4 separate regions of the Homo sapiens genome follow, and all the other regions are linked to region 4. The links are chromatin contacts, found by Hi-C or POLR2A ChIA-PET in ENCODE. All regions are on one chromosome and are shown on one strand. Each heading gives the region's core, a stretch centred on a gene start or an enhancer-like site at or near the end of the contact. The rest is flanking DNA. Distances are from core to core; before and after follow the strand shown. Region 1 holds the start of DCAF15 (DDB1 and CUL4 associated factor 15). Region 2 holds the start of RFX1 (regulatory factor X1). Region 3 holds the start of AKAP8L (A-kinase anchoring protein 8 like). Region 4 holds the start of NDUFB7 (NADH:ubiquinone oxidoreductase subunit B7).

Region 1 (3,265 bases), core at 467-2,966, 620 kb after region 4:
ATGGTCAAAAGAAGGCCAAGCTCTGGAAGGTGGGAACAACTGAGGCAGATGGGGACAGTAAAGCCAGATGGACCGCGCTTGAGCCTTCATCTCCACCAGGGACCCAGGCCACCTTCCCAGTTCCATACCTCTTCAGCCTCAGGTCCCTCTTGACTGAGCCCAGCGTCACCGCCCCCAAGAAAGTTCCCCAATCACCCTGTCCCACGCTGGGCCACCTGCTTCCCTCCCTGAAGGCTGTCCCTAAGCTGTGGGTATTTATCCTACTAAGGAGGCTGGGACAGAGTCCTGACCTGCACCCATCTGTTCCCAACCCACCAGCCTTCAAACAAGGGGGCTCCTCCTCCCCGGGGCAGCTCTGGCCTCTGCTGGGGGCCAGTCGAGGCAGATAGAAGGGTGAGCCTAACCAATGACCCAACGCCCCCTTCCCAATTAACTACCGCCTTCCAACGGAATCCAAGGGAATCCCTCATCCCCAAAACTTCACCGCGGAAGGATCTGCGGGGACTGACAGGCAGAAGCCAGGCACAGGGATATCCGAACAGCCTCAGTCTTGCTACCCAACTCTGCCTTCAAGACATTCCAATCTGATGGGAAGAGTCCTGTCTGGGAAGCTCCCTGTCTGATGGGAGACAGCCCTGTCCACATGGAGGTCTCAGTCTGACGGAGGAAACAGCCTGGCCAGCCAGGCCCAGGCCGACAGGGGAGACACAGTCCCTGCCCAAGGAGCTTCCAAGCTAAGGGCGGAACCACAGCCAAGCCCAGGGAGCTCCCAGGCTAAGGGCGGAGACTGTCCCAGCCCAGGGAGCTCCCAGTCAAAAGGGGGAGACACAGCACTGCCCTTACAAAGCTACCAGCCTCACGGAGAAGGCGCAGTCCCTGTCCACAGAGACACAGCCTTGCCCCAGTTACTGCCCACCTGCAAGAGATCCACATTTCTGCCCTCCAGAGCTCCCAAACTGATGGGGGAGAGAGACATCATCCCCCAGCTCTGGGAGTTTCCAGTCTGATGGAGGAGACAGAGCCTGCTTCGGTAACTCTCACTCTGCGGGGGAAGACTCAGCCCTATCCAGGGAGCTCCCACACTTTCAATGGGGAGGCCCACCCAGGTACTGGAACTCCCAGCTCATGTGTGGTCGGGGCTTGGGCAGGGAGAGGAACATCAGGCGGAGGAAGCCCAAAGCCAGCGGCAGGGGCTCTGCAAAGGGGGCGGGAAGGTTCCATTATGGAGCAACCATGGGAGCAGAGCTTTGAAAAGCCTGGATCGCCCCCTTCCTCCTGATTCTCCCTGCGGCCTCTGGGGTCGCCTCCCTCCGAGCCCCCTCCCTGGGGCCCCGCCCCCAACCCCCTCCATCCCAGCCCCTTTGCCGGTCACCCGACACAACCACCTGCATCCAGGCCCCCAACTGAGCCCCCTCCATCCAAGCCATCTCCCCCGGGCCCCGCCCAGGCCCTGCATCCGAGCCCCCTCCCCTGGGGCCCCGCCCCCAACCCCTCACCCCGCGAACGCCCTCCTCCCTCCGCCTCCCTCGTCCCTACTCCCCACCCTCCGGCGCGCTCCCCACTCCGGCTCCAGGCCTCACCTTGACCCGCTCCAGCTGCTTGAGGACGTGCTCCCGCCGCCGCCCTGCTGCCCGCTTCCCTCCGGCTCCCCCGGGGCCGCCGCCGCCGCTCCCAGCCCCGCTGTTCCGCTCCGATTTCGAGCTGGGCGCCATTTTCACCCCCTCCCTCCACTTCCGGAGCAACCGGCCCCTTCGCCCCACCCCTGCCGCCTCCTCATTGGTCCTTTTTCGGGACAGCGGCCCGCCGGTTGGGCGAAAGCCCGCACTCGCGCTATGCCTGTCCATCAAAGCCATCTCGACTCTTGATTGGTAGCGACAGTAACAGCCCCCGCGGCCCGTTGCCGTATTCCCGCCCCGCCTTAAGGACGTACCACTCGGAGGTCCCGTTTGTTCGCCCTGCCCAGATAACTTTGATCTGATAGGTGAATATCTCTGTCTGTCTCAACGGCGTCACGCCCCCTGTGGCTGGCGGGTTTCCATGGAGACCACAGGCGGTCCAGGCCCTTGGGCGGGGCGACGGGAGCCTGTGGTCCACCAAGGCTCGAGAATCCTCAGCCCCGGGCTGCCCGCGCCCGGTCCAGGTGGGCAAAGGCCTGACGAGCATACTTGGGCGGCAGAGCCAGGCCGAGGAAAGAGATTTACAAAAAAGGAAAAAACGATGGGATTCGATGAAAGCTTGTTTCCGATGGGCGGGTTGGTGGGATGATGGTGGTGATAATGATAGCATCAATCATGGATCGCTCCACATGTGACAGACACGGTTCTGAGCTTAAACAGTTCGATGTGGCAGGGCCCTGTTGTGCCAATTATGCAGATCATAGCAATAAAAATAATTGTTGAAGGTCCGCTCCGTGCATCATATTCGTATACATTACCTCATTTATTTTATTTTTTTAGACAGAGTCTCACTTTGTCACCCAGGCTGGAGTGCAGTGGCGTGATCACGGTTCACTGCAGCCTCGACCCCGGGCTCAGATGATCCTCTCACCTCAGCCTCTCATGTAGCTAGGACTACAGGCGTGCGCCACCACGCCTGCCTAATTTTTTGTATTTTTAGTAGAGACGAGGTTTCACTATGTTGGCCAGGCTGGTTGCGAACTCCTGACCTCAGGTGATCCGCCCGCCTAGGCCTCCCAAAGTGCTGGAATTACGGGCATAAGCCACCGCGCCCGGCCTAATTTTTTGTATTTTTTGTAGGGACGGAGTTTCACCAAGTTGTCCAGGCTGGTCTCCAACACCTGGGCTCAAGTGATCCTCCCACCTCTGCTTCCCAAAGTGTTGGGAGGACAGGTGTGAGCCCCCACCCCTGGCCAGCCCATTTAATCCTCTGAACAATCTAGAAGATAGTTTTTTTTTATTGTCTTCATTAAAAAAATTTTTTTTGTAGAGATGGGGTCTCACTATGTTGCCCAGGCTGCTCGAAAACTCCTGACCTCAAGGGATCATCCCGTCTTGGCCTCCCAAAGTGCTGGGATTACAGGCATAAACCACTGTGCCCAGCTGATTTCAAGGGTTTTAGGAGTTATGTACTAGAAAACCTAAGACCAAAATATGGTTTTTTAAAAATATATCACAACACAATATCACAACATATCTTTTTTTTTTTTTTTTTTTTTGAGATGGAGTTTTGCTCTTGTTGCCCAGGCTGGAGTGCAATGGCACAATCTCAACTCACTGCACCCTTCACCTCCCGGGTTCAAGCAAAC
Region 2 (3,576 bases), core at 535-3,034, 570 kb after region 4:
AATATAATGTTGGTTGAATTAGGAAACAAACTTAGGTGGAGTCACTTTCTGAATGCCACACAGCAGGGCTGGCATTAGACTTCAGGGCTGTCTGAGCCTGTTTTCTTTTCCCCTTGCTGTTCTAGGGCCTACCTGGGATGAGAATGCAAAATTTAAGAGAAGGCCAAAGAGCTCAGTCATAAGATAATTGACATTTAAAACATAAAAAGTAGGCCGGGCGTGGTGGCTCACGCCTGTAACCCCAGCACTTTGGGAGGCCGAGGCGGGCGGATCACGAGGTCAGGAGATCGAGACCATCCTGGCTAACACGGTGAAACCCCGTCTCTACTAAATATACAAAAAATTAGCCGGGCGTGGTGGCGAGCACCTGTAGTCCCAGCTACTCGGGAGGCTGAGGCAGGAGAATGGCGTGAACCTGGGAGGCGGAGCTTGCAGTGAGCCGAGATTGCGCCACTGCACTCCAGCCTCAGCGACAGAGTGAGACTCCGTCTCAAAAAATAATAATAATAAATTTATTTTAAACACAAGATCTGACCCTGAGCTTGCATAACGCATCTCACCTTAATCCCTGTGTTGGCGGATCCTGTCTTTATTTAAAATTGTGATGTTTTGTTCATCATAGATTTATTTTTTCCCATTAATTTGGATATTTAACAAATATTGAATTAGAAGATTATTTATCTTGATGACTGAGTTTTTGCTCCCAAGATGTTCACCCTAGTCCGGGCCCTGTTTCTGTCTCTTCTCGTCCTGCAGCACCCAGACAGTCCCTTGAGGAAACTGAGGCACAGAGGAGCGTATGTGTGGGAGGTGTGTGTGTGTGGCGGGGGTTGTGGTGAGCTCTCCTGGGCGGACCAAGCTCCCTGGGCTGGGTCGGGGCTGACCTTTGCTTATCTACCGCGGTTGAAGCCGCGAATGAAGTCCCCCGCCTTGCAGAGACCTTTCCCAAGGCGGCCGCACCGCCTGCGGGGCAGAGATAGCCGCGGTCACCCCGGCAGCGGTGACCTTTTCCGGCTGGAGGGGACCGGGAGGCGGGAGAAGGCGCGGCGGCCGCGCTGTCTGGCCGGCTTGGGCGGAGGAGGATGTCACCCCAGCGGGTGGGAGCTGGGATCGAACCCCGCCGCGGCCTCCCGCTTCCACCCAACCCCGACGGGGCCATGGGCAGTGGGGAAGGGGGACGCGCGCCCAGTGACGTCATCGAATCCCGAGTCCGGCCTTCGCCGCTGTCGTCACAGAGGGGCTGCGCTGCGTCACTGCATTCCTCCCCTGACGTCAGCGCAAGAAGCCAGAAACTGGCCCACCGAGCGAGAGAGAAGTCTGGAGCGGAGTCTTCCTTTCTCGCCTTTTTAATTTGGTAAGACATGTAAAGTGTACGCAAGAGCGGACTACAACTCCCAATCGGCCTTGCGTGCCGAGCATGCGCACGGCCTCCAGCCAGAGAGCGCGGCAAACCTTTGGTAGATTGACGTCCCTTTAGTCGAACCAGGAGGCCGGTTTTACATCGGCAAACCAATCCCGTCCTCACGAGTCCTACCCCTTTATTCTTAACCAGCTGCTTCCCTGCCGGAGTGACGGGCCCGGCTGCCTTTGAGGGTTCAGTTTCTTTTGATGGACATTCATACTGATAAATCAGATCGCCGGGAAGTCCAGAGGGTGTTGAAAAGCGTGCATCGGAACTAATAGTTTAGCTGCAAGGCCTGGCGCCGTCCAATCACTTCTCCGGCCGCCGCCAATCACCCCGGGCCCCGCCCCCGCGCGTGACGTAACTAGGGTGGGTAGCAACAGTTGCCCCGGTGAGGGAAACGGAGGCGCCATAGCCACGGTAGTCGTGGCGACCAAGCAACCCGGCAACGCGAGTCAACAACAACAACCGCCCGGCCGACCCCCACCCCCACCCCCCAGGCCCGGCCCGGGGACCCCAGCACGTCCCGTCCCCTTCCCAACATCGACTCCGAGACCTCCGAAAAGCGTTTCCGCAGACAGAAGTGGGGAGAAGCGGAGGTAACCAGGGCGGCCCCGGGGTGGCTGGCCGGGCCGGGGTGGGCGGCGGGGCCGGGGCAGTAGGTGTCTCTGTAATCACAGTCCGGGGGGAAGGGGCGGGCGGTCAAAATGGCGGCGGCGACTGTCTGGACCGTGGGGGAGGGGGCCGGGGCCCGGCTGGAACGACACCACCCGCCCCCGTCCCCGCGGCCCGGCCCCCGCGAGGGGCGGGCGCTCGCAGGCCCGCGGCGAGTGGAGGTCGGCAGGCCGGGGCGGGGGGCTTTTATATGTCGGGAGCGCGAAGGGGCGGGCCTGGGGAGGCTGGGCCAATGGGAGCGAGGGAGGTACGAGGCGGGGCCAAGGTGGGTGGGCGGGACCAGGAGGGAAGGTATGGGCGGGGCCGGCTGGGTCTCCCCAACCTCCACCTCGGGAACCAGGGTGGGCAGCCACCACCCGGTCCGCCTTCCAGATCCTTAAGCGACTCCCTTCTTCCTTAAGAGCTTTGCAGTTGTCCCAGGACTCAGAACTTGGACAAGTGCCTGTCCATCTGAGGCCTCAGTTTTCCATCCTGTAAAATGGGGAGAATCATTGACATCGCCCTTTTCCTGCAGTACCGGGACTCCTCATTCCTTCCAGGAATTTTACTTACGGCTTATCTTTGAACCTTTTCCTCGTATCTACCGTTTCTGAATGTGGTTTGATAAAATAACTGTCAGCTAGTCCTGATTTCAACACTGCAGCCCACTCCTAAACCTGCCACCTTCTCTCTGGGAGGAAGCAAAGAGGAAGCAAAGTTTCATGGAGGAGCTAGGAGTCGATTTGGCTTTAGCGTGGAGGATCTGGTTTGCAGAAATCAAAGTCCATGGTAGGGAGGAGTGACCATGAGGGAATGCTTTAGAGGAACAGAAACCTGAGTGCTTTTCTCTGGGCTGCTGTTTGAGACCTGATGTTTCCTGGTTTGAGGTTGCGGGGGTTTGTTCCTGGAGATGGAACGTTTCTGGGTCCTGCCCATCGAGGTCTCCCCTACTGGGAATGGGGGAGCAAATGAAGCCTGAGGAAGTTTCTTAGATTTTTTAAACCCGCTTCTCTTGGCCAGACACATGTTTTTGTGTCAAACGAGTGTCAACCGAGTCACATGTCACTGACAAGGTCCCAGCCTCTAGGGCCACGTGGGCAGGAGCGGTCAGAGGGAAGGGGAAGCTATCCATGTTTGTGAGAGGAGAATCTTTGCCACTGCTTTTTAGGGTGACAATATCCTGCCAGCTCGGGGAGGAATTTTTTTTTTAAGTAGCCAGCCAGGCCAAGTCTAGTTGGCTTATTCTCCGTCTTGCTTTTGAGCTTAGTGTCGGTGTGCAAACTGCAGCCATTTCCTTTTAAATCAGTCAATACATTCCAAGGAAAAGGATCATTTCAGGCTTTTTCCCAAGAGTTTGAGATTGGTCTGGTGGGGGTTGGCGGGTCCTAACTTCTCCAGGTACTTTTTCTAGGCCTGGCCCTTTTTAGAGGAGGCAGGGACTCTTTGAAAGTTAGGACAGGTGGAGATTAATTTTCAGTAAAACAAACAAAAAAGCTAGAAATGCCAAGTTGCTAGACGGA
Region 3 (3,373 bases), core at 31-2,530, 850 kb before region 4:
AGAATTCCAACTATACAAAAGTAGAGCAAACAGTAAAATGGACTCTCATCTATCCATCACCAACCCATGACCAATGTCTTCAGCTGTCAGAGATTTATCTTATAGCTCCTTGCTTCCTCCTCCTCTCTCTACCTGTCTGAATTGTGTGAAGCACATCCTGGCCATAAGATCAGTTAACTTCTTAGTATTTCAGTATGTTTCTCTCAACGTTGTAAATGCCACTATTACACCTAAAGAAATCAACAATATCAAAAAGAAACAGCATACCTTAAAAAAAGTTTTAAAACACACGAAGCGTAGAAGTCGTAATTGCGCAGCTTAATGAGTTTTCACAAACACACGTGTTAAGTACTCTTCGGTGCAGCTCTGTCATCTCTAGAAATTATGAGTTGTCCCTGGCAGGGTTTCCATATGCCCAGGAAACAGACTGAGGACATGACTGGTGCCCGGCTGCACTATTGCAGGATCTCTCGAGCCCAGAGTGAATCAGGAGGGTTTTAGAAGCAAAGCTCCCATTTTAACACGTAACTGTCAAGGACCTTGAGCAAATCATGAGTTCCAAGCTTCAGTTTTAAGTGAGGATTAAAAGCTTTTTGCAGGTTTGAAGGAGCATTCGAATGACACACAATACAAACGGAATTATTACACATATAAGCATATGCCATATAAATATATTATCGTTTTGTTACGATTAATCACATTTATTCAGTGCACTGGCACCAGAATGATTTCTTTACACACACTTTGTCACGTAATGTTGAAACGTGTGTCCAGCATCTTGTTTGGTGCTGTTTTAATTTTCTCTTCTCAACATGGCTTTGCTATGCTTGTTTTGGAGCCGAAGGCCAGAGAATTTGAGAGACTTAGCTAGGTCCCCTACCCAGCACCTCGGTGGCGGAGTTGGCATCCCAGCCCTGCCCTGAGCCGTAGACCCGACTCCCTCTGGCGGGTCTCCAGGGTACGGGCGCTCCTCCAGCCCGACCATGCTTGGGCCTTGGGCCTTTCCGTAGTGCACAGCTCCGCCCCCTCAAATTCTATAGGACTCCGCCTCTCTGCCGGCTTCTGTAGGCCAATCACTGAGGCCTTAGAATAACAGAAGGCGGGGACAAGGCGGGGCTCTCACGAGATTGCCAGCAGCTTCCAGCCACTGATATGAGGAGGCATAGAGATAGACAGCGGTTCCTTCCAATAGACGTGAAGCCGAGGCCGGTATGAGCCAATGCGGTCGGGAGGCGGGGCTCGGGTGTGTGTGGAGGGGACCCTGTGGTTAGCAGCAGCTATCGCAGCGTCGGATGTTCAGAGCAGCAGAAGCCGGCGTCGTCGGATGTTGTGTTGCCCGCCACCATGAGCTACACAGGTGGGCCTGGCAGGGTGGGGTCGGGCTCTGCGTGGGGGATGGGACAGGGACGTGCGGATGCCGCACCAGGCTTGCCCGCACCTCCCCTGGGGCCCCGTCACTGCCTTCCCTGCGGTCACAAAATGGCGCCGCTGGCCCGTCGCCTCAGGGTCGCTGCCCTCACGCCTCGTTGCCTCAGCTCTCTGTGTCTGCAGCCGGCGTCCCGGCTCCCGGCCGCCTGATGTCTTGGCTTCTGTCGCCTGTGTCCGTGGGTCCGGGCCTCAGCGCACGAGGTCTCCGCCCCCACCACCTCCGTCCCTGGCCTGCGCTCCTGGACCTCGACGCCTTAGGTTTCCCTTTCTCAGGCCTTGGTCCTTGCGAGCAGGCAGCAGGCTCGGCTGCCGTCGCCATTGTCGCGTCCTCCCCCGCGCAGTTTCTCTGCAAAAACGCCGCAGCTCTACACCCCCATCCCGATCCCACCCACCACCCCCTTTTGTCTATTTCAGAACTGGGAAAGGCGCCAGGCCCTAGGGGGATAAGTAAATATTGGAAGGGTTTGGGCTGAGCGGGGAGCCTTGGGCCCCTAGGGGCTGAACTGCAAGGAATGACAAGGTTCCATGTTAATTCCCTCTGCGTCTGTCAAATGAACCGTGTCCGGTACAGACTGGGTATTGGGAATACAGACAAGAATTCCTCAAGCAGCTTAGAGGCGAGGATCTTAATAGGCAAATAAGCGAGTGTAGGATATATTTTAGGGTGGTCAGTACCGTGCGGGGGTCGCTCCACTACGTGGAGTGGTTGGAGCCTTCTGTAAAGAGGTGACATTTGAGCAGAGACCTAAATGGAGGGAGCGAATAAAGATATCTGGCCCAGGGAGCTTTTGCTGTAAAAGGCTTACGGGCAGGAACTGCCTGGCTTGTTAGAAGATCAGCCAGGGAGGCCAGTGGGAGGCCAATGGGATTTGAAAGGGAGAGTGGGTGACAGATCCGAGAGCCCCTCTCCGCCCCCCGCAATATGCTTGGGCGACTGTAAATCATCACTGGGTGAATTGCCAAGGCCTCCTGGGTTTGCCTTGGCAGTGACTGATGAGGCTTCTCGGCCAGGAGACTTACACTAGGCCTCCCTGTTTGGTGAGGGTATTATAGGCTTGAGCGTGTGTGGTTGCCAGGTAACCTGCATTCTACTTGGAATTTTGAGAACTGAGAATGCAACGTGAGTCTGTGGGGCTCCTTTGTAGACCACTTTATGTTGGCATAGGCAAGAAGGTAGTGCCAGTCCCCTCTACCCTGGCTGCCAGGTCAGGAGCTTTCCAAGAACCCCAGTTTTTCTAGCAACCATCCCCCAGCCCAGTGGGTTCTCATCCAGGGGTGATTCTGCCCCAGATGACATCTGGCAATGTCTGGAGACATTTTTGGTTGTCACATATGGGAGTGGGAGTGCTGCTGGTATCTAGTGGATGGAGGTTTGGGATGCTGCCCTGCTACGGTATACACAATGACACCTACCGCAAAGAAGTATCTGGCGTCAAACATCAGTAGTGCCCAAGTTGGGCAGCTCTGCCAGAGCCTTTCTGTAGCTTTCCTAGTTCAGGAGGAAAGACTATGGGGTTGTTACTGACATCCCTGGGATTGGAATATAATTCTCACCAAGTCTTACCAAGAACTGGAAGACAGTTTCATGGTTTTTAAAAACAGGACTCTTGAAGAAACCAGAAGATGAATGGTTGGGTGCTGTGGGGTAGCTGAGTAATGGAGCTCTTTTTTTTAATAGATGAGGAAACTGAGATACAAGGTCACTAATGACCAAACCTGAATTCCAGCTCTAGGTCTTGTAGGCTGTAGTTCTGGGTTTGGGTGGGCACTGAGATAGCCAAGCTAAAAAAGTAATGATTAGTTTTTCCTTTATCTTGATAAACTGAAAACCACAGTAATTTACAATGTGAGTCTTCCCCTTATTTAAGAAGTAGGGCACTAAAGTCAAAGGCATTTTAATTCACATTTCAGACAACTAATAGCTTTAAGGGTAAGTCCTAGAGGC
Region 4 (3,277 bases), core at 754-3,253:
TAACACGGTGAAACCCCGTCTCTACTAAAAATACAAAAAAAGTAGCCGGGCGTGGTGGCGGGCGCTTGTAGTCCCAGCTACTCGGCAGGCTGAGGCAGGAGAATGGCGTGAACCCGGGAGGCGGAGCTTGCAGTGAGCCGAGATTGCGCCACTGCACTCCAGCCTGGGCAACGGAGCAAGACTCCGTCTCAAAAAAAAAAAAAAAAAAATTAGCTGGCCGTGATGGCACCCACCTGTAATCCCAGCTACTTAGGAGGCTAAGGCAGGAGAATCGCTTGAAACCAGAAGGCGGAGGTTGCGGTGAGCCGAGATCACACCACTGCACTCCAGCCTGGGCAACAAGAGTGAAACTCTGTCTCAAAAAAAAAAAAAAAAAAGAAAGAAAAAGAAAAGTCTCTATTGCCAGTTGTCTATTCTCAATAGCTTGCTTTTTTCACTTAATATATCAGCAGCCACTTCCCCATGTCAACACATAAAGATCTAGTTGAGTAATTCTCCCAAAGCTGGTCACTAGACCAGCAACATCACATCACCTGGGAATTTTTATAGACAGGGTCTCACTCTGTTGCCTAGGCTGGAGTGCAGTGATGGGATCACGGCTCACTGCAGCCTGGAACTCCTGGGCTCAAGTTATCCTCCTGCCTCAGCCTCCCGAGTAGCTGGGACTACAAGCGTGCACCACCACACCCAGCTTTTTTTTTTTTTTTTTTTTTTGTAGAGATAGAGTCTCCCTATATTGCCCAGGCTGGTCTCAAACTCCTGAGTTCAGGCGATCCTCCCATCTCAGCTTCCCAAAGCTCTGAGATTACAGGTGTGAGCCACTGCCCTGGCCCATATTTTTTTTTTTCCATTAGACTGTTTTTCTGTTCCATTAGACTGTAAGCTTGAAAGACAGGAACCACGTCTGCCTTTCTGTCTGACCACTGGACCCAGCATACCATACAGTAGATGCCTAATACATGCTTTGTCAGACTGGGGAAAAATATATATTAGATATTAATATTAGATATTAATATATTTTAAAATTGTATAAAGATTGCATATATATATATAATTTATTTGAAATTTCAGCTTTAAATAATTGTTTTTGACCAGGCACAGTGGCTTACGCCCATAATCCCAACACTTTGAGAGGCTGAGGCGGGAGGATCCCTGGAGCCCAAGAGTTCAAGGTTGCAGTGAGCTATGATTGTGCCACTGTGCTCCAGCCTGGGCGACAGAATGAGACCCTATCTCAAAAAATAATAATATAATAATAACTGTATTTATGAATAACTTTTATTTAAATTAAATTTATCAAAATCTTTCTTGGACAGGCACTGTGGCTCATGCCCGTAATCCCAGCAATTTGGGAGGCTGAGGCGGGGGAATCACTTGAGGTCAGGGGTTCGAGACCAGCCTGGCCAACTGGCGAAACCCCGTCTCTACTAAAAATACAAAAATTAGCTGGGGGTGGTGGCGGGCGCCTGTAATCCCAGCTACTCAGGAGGCTGAGGCAAGAGAATTTGAGCCCAGGAGGTGGAGGCTGCAGTGAGCCGAGATCGCGCCAATACACTCCAGTCTGGGCGACAGGTACTGTGTCTCCAAAAACAAAAAATTCTTAAAGTGACTTTATGCAAAATTACATACATTAACGATATAATAGATATCGTGCCTTTTTTAAGAGAAATTTGAATGTTTTCAAAGAAAAAACTTTTTGGAAAATGATATGAAAAATAATTTTAATATGTGCTTTAGCCTCGGGCTACCAGAAGAGCCCCAGATAGGGTCGAGGGAGGCCTCAGTCCCACACCGTCCCCTTCTGCCCCGCCCAGATGGATTTCCAGGCTCAGGGAAGTCCCCTCTCGGGTCCAACCATATCCTGCGAAGAGACACAGCACCTGTCCCGCCTCCGCCTGTCCGCGAGGTGACGCCAGGCGGACCGGAGCGATCCTCTGGAGTCCTTCATCTCTATGATCTCCGCAGCTGCCTAAATGACCCGGAAGCTGTGTCTGACTGAGGGGTCAGTGGTTCCGGGTAGGAGCTAGGTGACCCTCGGCTGCTGCAGGGATCTGCAGCGACTGCAGCCATGGGGGCCCACCTGGTCCGGCGCTACCTGGGCGATGCCTCGGTGGAGCCCGACCCCCTGCAGATGCCAACCTTCCCGCCAGACTACGGCTTCCCCGAACGCAAGGAGCGCGGTGAGGCCCAGTGCGCAGGCGCAGCCAGAGGGCGTGGGGCGCGGGTGCCTGAACACCTGGCACCCCAGGGCTGGCACCCCAGGGCTGGGCTCTAACCTCAGGTGTTGTATCTGGGTTTGGGTCTAGACTAGGAGTCCACAGGACGTGCATGACCCCACCTCAGTGTGGAGGCGTTCCAGCCCAAGGGCACGGCTTGAGCAAAAGCCAGGGAGCAAAAGTGAGGCGACAAGTGGGGGTTCGGGCAGGAATGCGACGCGCAGAGCTGGGTCGAGTCTTTTTTTTTTTTCTTTTGAGACGGAGTCTCGCTTTTTCTTTCAGGCTGGAGTGCAGTGGCTTGGTCTCGATTCACTGGCAGCCTCCACCTCCCGGGTTCAAGCGATTCTCCTGCCTCAGCCTCGCGAGTAGCTGTGATTACAGATGTGTACCACCATGCCCAGCTACTTTTTTGTATTGTTAGTAGAGACGGGGTTTCTCCTTGTTGGCCAGGCTGCTCTTGAACTCCTGACCTCAAGTGATCCGCCCGCCTCGGCCTCCCCAAGTGCTGGGATCGCAGAAGTCAGTCACCACGCCCGGCCTCGGGCCAAGTCTTGGGGGACGTGGGGAGTCATGGGAGGGCAGGGACACGTTCATTGTACCCCCTTCCTGATGTCACTGCAATTGTGGGGTATGCACAAGGAAATAAGGAAGATTCGAGCTGCAAATACTGTCCTGCAAAGTGCTTTGTTTTGCTTTGAGACGGGATCTTGCTCTGTTGCCCAGGCTGAGTGTAGTGGCACAATCACAGCTCATTGCATCCTCGACCTCCTGGGCTCAAATGATCCTCCCGCCTCAGCCTCCCGAGTAGCTGGGACTACAGGAGCGCCCCAGGATGCCAGACTGATTTTTTATTTTTTGTAGAGTTGGGGGTCTTGCTGTGTTGCCCAGGCTGGTCTCAAACTCCTGGGCTCAAACGATCCTTCTGCCCAGCCTCCCAAAGTGCTGGGATTGAAGATGTGAGCCACTACGCCCAGGATGGTTTTTTGGTTCGTGTGTTTGTTTTTGCTTTTAATGTAGTAATATCACAGGCATACCGAGCACCAGCTCTGGGCCACGTCCCA

Evidence for each region. A loop is a pair of places that touch in the nucleus more often than their neighbours do. ChIA-PET counts read pairs that join two places held with the same protein, here RNA polymerase II (POLR2A). Pooled maps may share reads with other maps.
Region 1: a pooled map shows a loop between it and region 4 (7-fold over the local background). The contact joins the promoter of DCAF15 here to the promoter of NDUFB7 in region 4. A Hi-C loop is called at or near these places in 5 of 50 pooled maps.
Region 2: a loop to region 4 is called in a pooled map, with 4 times the contacts of the local background. The contact joins the promoter of RFX1 here to the promoter of NDUFB7 in region 4. A Hi-C loop is called at or near these places in 1 of 168 maps with a recorded cell type or tissue (gastrocnemius medialis) and 3 of 50 pooled maps. POLR2A ChIA-PET finds 5 or more read pairs at or near these places in 1 of 52 experiments (GM12878).
Region 3: a pooled map shows a loop between it and region 4 (6-fold over the local background). The contact joins the promoter of AKAP8L here to the promoter of NDUFB7 in region 4. A Hi-C loop is called at or near these places in 6 of 50 pooled maps.

What each region holds. Positions count from the first base shown.
Region 1 is chr19:13,950,960-13,954,224 of GRCh38, reverse strand. DCAF15 (DDB1 and CUL4 associated factor 15) reads right to left here and starts at 1,716. Exons shown (of 13, transcript NM_138353.4): 1 at 1,581-1,716. The coding sequence starts at 1,712. It also overlaps a transcript of PODNL1 not described here. RefSeq lists a silencer at 1,494-1,633 and an enhancer at 2,294-2,343.
Region 2 is chr19:14,004,528-14,008,103 of GRCh38, reverse strand. RFX1 (regulatory factor X1) reads left to right here and starts at 1,784. Exons shown (of 21, transcript NM_002918.5): 1 at 1,784-2,001. RefSeq lists enhancers at 974-1,501, 1,502-2,029, 2,030-2,558 and silencers at 1,753-1,932, 1,983-2,362.
Region 3 is chr19:15,416,895-15,420,267 of GRCh38, reverse strand. AKAP8L (A-kinase anchoring protein 8 like) reads left to right here and starts at 1,280. Exons shown (of 14, transcript NM_014371.4): 1 at 1,280-1,357. The coding sequence starts at 1,345. WIZ (WIZ zinc finger) reads left to right here. Exons shown (of 13, transcript NM_001371589.1): 13 at 1-290.
Region 4 is chr19:14,570,792-14,574,068 of GRCh38, reverse strand. It overlaps NDUFB7 (NADH:ubiquinone oxidoreductase subunit B7), which reads left to right and starts at 2,003. Exons shown (of 3, transcript NM_004146.6): 1 at 2,003-2,180. The coding sequence starts at 2,069. RefSeq lists an enhancer at 1,782-2,071.